Linked DNA regions of Mus musculus: all the other regions are linked to region 1. Evidence: chromatin contacts called from ENCODE Hi-C or POLR2A ChIA-PET data. All regions are on one chromosome and are shown on one strand. Each heading gives the region's core, a stretch centred on a gene start or an enhancer-like site at or near the end of the contact. The rest is flanking DNA. Distances are from core to core; before and after follow the strand shown.

Evidence for each region. A loop is a pair of places that touch in the nucleus more often than their neighbours do. ChIA-PET counts read pairs that join two places held with the same protein, here RNA polymerase II (POLR2A).
Region 2: a loop to region 1 is called in a map of T-helper 2 cell, with 2.6 times the contacts of the local background. The contact joins the promoter of Ist1 here to the promoter of Atxn1l in region 1. A Hi-C loop is called at or near these places in 1 of 37 maps with a recorded cell type or tissue (T-helper 2 cell). POLR2A ChIA-PET finds 5 or more read pairs at or near these places in 4 of 5 experiments (Patski and embryonic stem cell).
Region 3: a loop to region 1 is called in a map of T-helper 17 cell, with 2.2 times the contacts of the local background. The contact joins the promoter of Ap1g1 here to the promoter of Atxn1l in region 1. A Hi-C loop is called at or near these places in 3 of 37 maps with a recorded cell type or tissue (T-helper 17 cell, T-helper 2 cell and regulatory T cell). POLR2A ChIA-PET finds 5 or more read pairs at or near these places in 4 of 5 experiments (Patski and embryonic stem cell).

The regions. Positions count from the first base shown.
Region 1 is chr8:109,736,313-109,739,194 of GRCm38, reverse strand. Atxn1l (ataxin 1-like) reads left to right here and starts at 1,415. Exons shown (of 4, transcript NM_001080930.2): 1 at 1,415-1,564.
Region 2 is chr8:109,691,854-109,694,735 of GRCm38, reverse strand. It overlaps Ist1 (increased sodium tolerance 1 homolog (yeast)), which reads left to right and starts at 1,442. Exons shown (of 10, transcript NM_028018.2): 1 at 1,442-1,552.
Region 3 is chr8:109,777,232-109,780,113 of GRCm38, reverse strand. It overlaps Ap1g1 (adaptor protein complex AP-1, gamma 1 subunit), which reads right to left and starts at 1,531. Exons shown (of 24, transcript NM_009677.6): 1 at 1,152-1,531.

The DNA.
Region 1 (2,882 bases), core at 166-2,665:
GCCGAGTTGACGTCACGGGGAAGGCAGAGCACAAGTAGTCATAAGATACCCTTGGCACATGCGCAGATTATTTGTTTACCACTTAGAACACAGCTGTCAGCGCCATCTTGTAACGGCGAATGTGGGCGCGGCTCCCAACACTTCTGTTTTCTCTCTCTCTCTCTCTCTCTCTCTTTTATATAAAACACGCATAATCACTTTTTCTGTATAAATGTAATCTGAACACAAGACCAACTATTGGCCAAATGTGGGGCTTGCCTGCTGTGGTGGTTTGAATGAGAAACTTCGATATAGGCTTAGATGTTTAACTCTTGGTGGCCAGTTAGTGGCACTATTAAGGTATGTATGGCCTTGTTAGAGTCCCTATGTCACTAGGGACCTGGCTTTGAGGCTCAGAGCCACAGGCAATTCCAGGTTCAGTCTCTCTGCTTTGTGCTTCTAAGTTCTAGATGTGACCCCCTCCTCTCTGCTCCAGCCTCTATGGCTGCTGCTCCCTGCCAAGCTTTCCCACCACAATGGACTCCTAACCCTCTCAAATGGAACCACAAACTCAAATCCTTCTGGCAGTTGCCTTGATTGTGTCTTATCCCAGCAACAGAAAAGAAACGAATGCACCAGTGATACCATCAACTTGAGAGATAGAGGCAGGACGGTTAAGAGTTCAAGTTCACCCTAAACTACACAGTGAGTTCAAAACCACTCTGAGCTACTTGTGACCCTGTCTCAAAAACAAATGAACAAATAAGAAAAAAAAAATCCTCCCCCTCCAATCAGCAACCTAAATCAGCCATTCATTTTTGTGTCTGCTTAAGCCAATCAAACTTTCATTCAAGTATTTAGTATGAACTGGCATTATATGGGTGACAATATTCCAAACCAGTAGCCAAGCCCTGTATTCACTAAGCCAACCTGCTTTCCACTGTAGTAAGAATCCCGTCCTTATTGCTCACCCACTCCCAGGTCTTCAGTACTTTTTCATCTTTTTCTAGGTCCTGCACAGGCACACTTTTTTTTTTTTTTTTTTTTTTTTTTGGCTGCCTCAGGCTATTTCTAACTTTACAAGGCTCTTGACCCTTGAAAAGGTCTGGGCCCAGCTCTCTCTCACCCTGACCCTACAATGACCCTTCCATCTTTCTACTCCAGTAAATTCTGGGGCATCATAAACAAGGCCCCAGGGATCTCCACTATCTGGACTTCTAGTGACAGCTTGTGAAAACTTCTCCAGGGAATCCAGGTCTGGGAGCTTTTTAAGGAAACATCACCTACTCCCTGGACCCATTCAGTGGGACAGGCGTTCATTTTCCCACCAAAGGGGGGCGCTGGGTACGATGGGCAGGCGGCCAGTTTCCTCCTGTGTAAGTAGGCGGCGCTCCCAGGCCAGGGTGACGTCATCTCTCCGCGTCGGGGGGGGGGCGGGATGCGCTCAACGCCATCTCCGGGCGCCCGGCTTGGGGGGGTGCCCGCTGGGTGTGGGGCGGCTCCGGGGCCGGGGATGGCGGCGGCCGCGGTGGCGGCGGCTCCGGGACGAGCGGGAGGAGTCCTGGGAGCTCCGTGAGATGGGCCGGTGAGTGTCGCCTGGAGCGGTGGCCGCTGGGATGGCCTGAGGCCAAGCAGGCCTGGGTTCGGAGCTCTAGTGGAAGGGCCCCCCTAGAAGCCCGTTGCCTCACCCCGGCCGCGGGCCCCCTAAACAGCGGGCAGAGCGAGCGAAAGAGGCCGTGCCTAGCCCCTCTAGATGCTGCTTTCCCGCCTGGCCCAGAAGGCGGCCTCAGGCCCTGATGCCCCGACGGGGTTGTCCCCGCGGGTCAGGATGTCCGAGTTCTCAGGGCGGGAAGGGGCCCCAAACAAGGAAGCGTCGCCAGCGGGGCCTGGCCTCACCTCCACGTCCGACCCCCTACCCCGACTAACCCTAAACGTAGACTCCCCCAGTTCAGGCCTGTACCCCTGTCGGAACAAGGATCATCAAAAGCCATCATCCCTGGTGTCTCTCCCTTTTTGCTGCTCCCTTTTTGTGGGGCGCACCTCTCCCTCAGTGAATTTGGGTCCCCCTCGGTGTGCAGTCTCTTGATTCCATTCCCTGCATGAAGAGGAGCTGCCTTCTCGGCTAGGTTGGCAGGTCTCTGGAATAGTTCCGTTGCCCCTTAGCTCAGGGCCACAAGTTGTGTCATTTCCCATGAGAAATTCTCCAAAGCTGCACCCTACACCCACACCCGGTTTCAGATTTTGAAGTGTTTTGCCTTGTGGGAACCTGGTGGGCAGGCTGAGCTTTCTTTTTGCCTCTTTCCGTCCTTTCATTATTTTGTGTTTGCTAACTCCTCGGTGACCCATAGACGGATTTTCCTTAGCTTTTTTTTTTTTTTTAGCTACAGAGGGCAAGCATCATTTTGGGGGATTAAGAAAATGAAAGAAAGCTGAGTGCTTTCAATTAAACGTTTGATGAAGAATGAGTGCGTGACTTGTACCCACTTGGTGATTTATTTGTGGCATTAGGAATCTGTTTTTCCACATTTCCATCTTTCGTGTACCCTTGAACCATGCCTATCTTAAGTAAACGTTGCCTTCAGTTGGATCGAGCTTGCAATATTCTGACTTTGACAGAACAGGTTCCTCGGTACTAGTCAATACTGCTAATCCAGTTGTTAGGACTTCGTTGGCCCCGGTTTTGGTTTTGGTTGTTTTCTTTTGAGAGGGTCTTATGGAGCTCAGGCTGACTTCTGACTTGCTAAATAATCGAATGTAGTTGGTGAGTACCTTGAACTCACGATCCTCTTCTTTCTACCTCAAAGGTAGTAAGATTACAAAGTGTCCACTCCCATTTCCAATCTGTGAGGTGCTAGAGATGTAACCTCGGGCTGGATGCATGCTAGGCAGGCACTTTACCAACT
Region 2 (2,882 bases), core at 193-2,692, 44 kb after region 1:
TCTTACATGAAAAGATTTTATACAAAATAACAATATCTGATATGTATGCCTTTATTATCTAATGACATTCATCTGAAAAAAAAAAAGGATTGGTTAGTTTGAAACTGTATCTAAACAATGTCCACACACATTCGCACCTTCGGTTGGGTTGTCCCTAGGCACTTTAAATATGAACAACCTGCCCCTTAAGTGCTGCGATACTTTTCTATCATCGGAGCCAAACAACAGCCATCTTCAGGAATGTAGCTGTGCCCAAAGATCATCATATTTGAAGGAGGGGCCAAGAGGGTCTTGGAACCCTCACCTGGGTATGCCTGCAATCGATACCAGCTGTTGAACGTACTTCCGCCCTAATTACGTGTAGCCTGGGGAGGGGCTAGAGTGTGGGCTGGAGAGCAGTAGGGAAGTGGGCTCCATCCATGCCAGGAAGCCTTCATTTCTACTGGATACTTTCCAGTGCAAGCTTATTTGAAGGAGAGTGATTACTCACTTGCTTGTTAAGTGACTTGTCACCTATGGTCTGTAAATGAGCCCAATAAACTAATTTGTGCTTCAGGGGAAATTTTTCTATCATTGTACTTTGTTGTTGGGACTGTGTGTGTAGAAAGTGTTAGCCACAAATGTCATGATCTCATTGCAGAACTACAATTTTTCTATGCAAATATTTTGCTGGGGGAACGATCTGAACATTTTATGGGAACCAAATATTGTGTAATTCTAAGGTCCTAGTATCCTGGAGCTTTGAACAGCGGCACATGGTTACAAGCCAGTTATTTTCAATTCATATTATCCTCCCAAAGTAACCTGCAGTCCTCGTTTTACCACTGACCCAAGACAAGCCACAGTTTTGGTCTTGATAGCTGTGGCCTCATAGCAGGGCCAAGAGCCAGAGAACAGGAAGGCTCTTTCTCGCTTTCAAGCCCAGAAAAGCCTCTGAATACAGATACAAAATAAGAGCGAGAGTGGAGGCTGTGCAGAGTACATTAGTGAAGGTGCGGGGCGGACAGTGTCGGTGGAAAGAGAGGCGGTGGAGGAAAGTCGGCTCCACAGCGCTGAATCTCGCCCAACCATCCCTCCGAGGTCGGAGTCCCAGGACCGACCGACCGACCGACCGACCGACCGGTGAGCTAAGTGGGGAAGCCAGACTCCGCTCGGATCCGCGGGCGTTTGCGAGACAGTCTGCAGCCGGTTTTTCCAGGGGCTGGAAGAATCTGGAACAAGGGTACCGGGCACAGAATCCAGGAGAAGCCTCCACCCGCCCCGCCGCGCCCGGGGCAAATTGCAAGGCGCGCCCTTAGCAAATGACTCAACCCACTGCGTGACGTTAAGTGTCACAAGTCAGGTCCCACGCCTCCGCCGTGGGAAATAGTCCCTCGCTCCGCCCCTTGTTGTGTGCGCAGCCAATCCCTGCTAGGTAGGGCGTGGCTAACACCGCCCCCTTGGATTCCTCCGCTCGAGTCCGCGGTGGGGAGGTCGAGGGAGTCGCCATTTTGGATGCCGAGCGGCTCCTCGGAAGTCGGCTTCTTCCGTTTTCACGTCCGGATCCCTCCAGGTGAGCGTGCCCTCCTTAGACCTAAGCATCTTTGTCTCCCTCTTCCATCTACGTCCCGCTTTTACGGAACCCCAGCGTTAGTCTGTAGGACCGTGAGGACAAGCCGTCCGCGCCGTGTCAGCGGGGGAAGCCCTGGCAGTCGGGGTCAGGCCTGAGGTCGGGCTCCGGCCGTGGGAGGAGGTGGGACCGCCTAGACAGGTGCTGGCGTCGCTGTTGCCCCCGGCATGAGCCGGGCACTGAGGAGACACCCCTCTGCAGTGCGGTCGGGTCGGGACCCTGAGGGAGGCCTTGTCCCCACCGCCGCGGTTGCTGCGGGGTGAGTCAGACCAGGAGAGCCCGAGGGAGCGCTCCTCTTCCGGGTCCTGGGGTCAGGCGTGGCCCTCAGGACCTTGAACTTGAGCTAGGATGCGGACCGGACCAGGGCTGCGGCCGACTGATGTCAGGGGGAGGCTACGGGGGCTTATTGTGTACAGTCTGTTGTTGTTGAATGGCTCCCGGGAGGAGACTGTCATTTCTTTTGTTGTGCCTTCTTGGTGTTTGTTCTGGTTTTGTTTGTTTTTGTTTTTGTTTTTGTTTTTTTGTTCTTACGAGAACAAAACAGTATAATCCCTCCATCAAACAATCAACCTGTGTTTCATTGTTTCAGTCAGACTTTTCCATTTCCATATGCATGTCTTTTTCCAGCTTAGTAAAATATTAGTCGGTACATTTGTTAACATCTCACACCCTTCAAGGTTTTTTGACCTTCGTGGGGGAACTTCACCGCATCCTTGTGTTTAAGTCACGCGGCTTCTTAACATTTTCACTTGATAAAAACAATGCTTTCTTCCCCTGATTACTTTCGTAGCCTTTCTCTTTTTCTTCTTGTGCCTCTGGTTTCTAACAAGACCCGAGCCTCTAGAGTCCTTAAGTAGACTCTGATCCACTTAATTTAGGCTCTAATCGGGATCAGGTCCCAATTATATGTAACCTTTTGTGGTTTAAAGTGCCAACACTTCCCAAAACGAAGTGTAGTCTATGAAAATTATTTCATGTGGAACCCTTAAATTACTGATAACGAGGTTTCCTTTTTTTTTTCTTTAAATATTTATTTTATGTGTATGGTGTTTTGCCTAGACCCTTTATCTAGGGTCCCAGGCATATCTGCATCATGAGTGTGCTTGGTGCCTGTGGAGTTCAAAGAGGGTTTCAGATCCCCTGGAACTAGAGTTATTGGGCCGTTGTGAGCCACCGTGGGGGTGTTGAGAATTGAACCCAGGTCCTCTGCAAGTAAGCACCAGGTAGGCTAGGAGCTGGATTGAATGACGAGGAGGAAGGCTCATGTGGTGGC
Region 3 (2,882 bases), core at 282-2,781, 41 kb before region 1:
AAATACTCCAGGCAACGGTGGAAATGGATGCTTAAAATCTAACTAGTCTGAGAAAAGTCAACATAAGAAGTCAGCAGCGTTCATTACTATACAAACACCTGAGGGGTGCGGTCACTAAGAGACCATTCAGCTCGCTCTTCTGTTAACTAATCCCTATAGGAACCAAAAAAGTTATCTTCCTTTCTACCTACGTCAGATTATTATTCTCCAAGGGCAGCTTTCCATGCTCAAGCAAATATAACGCTAAAAGAAAAAAATAAATAAAAAGTATCAGTAAGTGCCCCAAAGCTCAGCTTTCAGAACAGAAAGAAATGCAGAAAGTTATTTTCACAGCTCCTTCGCACCCAAAGCCACTTGGCCTGCTTTAAACCCATTTGCTGCGGAAATACACCCTAGGGTGGTTCGACGGCTCTCCGACACCAAGCCCTAACTGGGAAGCAGAACCGACAGTTCCAGGCAATGAGGAAGAGCCTGAGAATTACTAGAAACCGACGTCCGCAGAACCGAGAGTTGGAGAGGAGAGTGAATAGTGCGGTCTCAGGTGAGTTCTTTAAAAGAAAAAGAGAAAGAAGAAGAAGGAAGAAGAAAAAAAAAAAAGCGAAAGTGTTTGGACCAGAAGTTAGTTGGAAGGTTAGAGGGAGGCGAGGCCGATGTCCGGCTTTCAGTGGACGGCACTGCAGGGACCAGGCAGAATTGCCCCTGCGTGGGAAATGCTCAGAGTTCTCAGATCTGACCCGAGTCCCCAACACAAGAACGCTGATACGTGGCTCCGAGAGGACACGCGGGGGTGGGGCCCGGCCCCGCTAAATCCTAAGCTCCCCGAACGGAGCGAGCTTTCAAAGGAGCCTCGCAGCCTGAGAAAGTCAATGGGTTCAAGGAGGCCTGCGGCGGCCAGACCACGCCAAGGGAAGAGGAAAGCGACCGCGCACGACAGCTCCGGCTCTGAAGCTCCCGAGGTCGGCCCTCAGGAAGTCCAAGCAAGCCCGGGGCTCCCGGGTCCCTCCTGACCCAAACCTGGGTCCTCCTCACCCCCCACCCCCCACAGGCTGAGCCCGGACCCCTGGGACTGACAGGAGGTTTCCGGCCAGACGCTCGCGGCTGCGGCAGAGCCCAAGAGCCGACCCGCCCTCGGTGCCGCGAGTGACACTCACCGGCCCGAAACCTCGAAGGAAACCAGCAGCTTCGGGGGCGGCGGCGGCAGTGGCAGCAGGAACCGAACATCCAAAATGGCGGCTCCCTCGGCCTCAGCACCGCGACTGCAGGCGGAGGGATCCCGGGCGAGGAGGGCGCCTCTACCTCACGCCTCGCGCTTCCCCGGGAGACGCCGCTCCCCGGCTCCCTCTCGCCGGCCGCCCCGCGTCCCTCCGACTGCAGCCCGTGCCGTCTCCCACCCCGGATGACCCGAGGACTCGGCCCCCGCCGAGGACTATTTGCCGAGGAGGAGGCGACTGCGCCGGGCAGAGCGACTCAAAGCGTAGCAAGGGTCGGGGCTGTCACTGATGACGCTCGACGCCGCTGCCGAGTCACCGCTGCGAGGAGTCTGAGCTAGCACGCTCCGGCCCGGCCCTGGAGCCGTCGCACTTTGGTTCCGTTCTGGGGGGAGGGGAAAACTGTGCAGCCAGGAAACGGTGGGGGTCACCTGAGGTGGGCGGAGCTCAGCGAGGGAGCTGGGGAAGGCGGAGAGGAGATGCAGGGGAAAGCGCATAGACATGGTGTGACCAGTTTTGTCCGAAAGGATTCCTAAGTGGTCCTCGTTGGCCAGAGGTTTCTGGTCAACATTAGAAACATGCTCCAAGTGGCTTTGGATTCTAGGGTTTTATGGTATCTTCAATTTTTTTTTTTTTTTTTTTTTTTTTTTTTTGCGAAAACAGGTAAAAAGATGAAACCTAAGAATGGATTCCAAGCACAGCACCACCGCCTTGTGCGGCAATCTCACCTACGATCCAGTCCCCTCCTGTGAGGGGAAAAAAGAATCTGGACAAATGTCAGCTAAAACTCTTCCAGAATAGCTTTTCCATCTATGATTGAATGAACTAATGACCTGAAGCAAAGAAAGTCTAACTAGACAGTTCCTGGCGTGATAAATAATTACTAACTTGTGACCCAAGTCTTTTCCATGTGAACCTAGAGATCCTTGATATCTTGGCCCATTTAAAGGAAAGGTGACCTACCTAGAATAAAATCTTTCCGATAGATTGACAACAAAGGTATCCCAGATGTGAATAAAACACAAGACTACACTGAATACCAAAGACCAGGAACTAAGCAAAAATCCTGAGTTTCAAATTTGAGTGTCATAAACAGGAAGTTGCATCTTTTAGACATTCGTTTTTCATGCAAGGATTTCAAAATACAGACGTTGAGCTGAGTAAGTCTAGCCATACAATTTTGACCTTGAATTTCTGGAGCATGCCAAGTGGCTGGAAAGAAAGGATACCAAGGGCACGATCAAATTTATTAAATATTGGTGTCATATTGATCATAAGGTACCATCGTATGTACAACCTAGCCCGCTAAGCAATCTCGTGAGTCAAAGTAAGTAACCAAAGTTTACAAATAATGAGATTTAAGACTTGAGAAAAACTACAACTGTCTCTCACAATGGAGTCTGCCTTAAGATGTCATCTTACACAGAAAATTCACCACACCCCATATACATATTCCAACCCATACCTACCGGTTTATAGAGCAGAATGCTTACGGAATTCAAATCCTCCTACCTTTCTTCGGGGCATCTGTACAGGGCAGCCCTAGGTACACCCTAAGACTAGAAGAACATCATAATGCTAGCACAGTGCAGATTACTTTGAGCCAGGCCTATGCATGAAACATGCCAAATTCACTGTGAAATTTCCGTAAAGGAAATCTTCAAGCAGAGATGC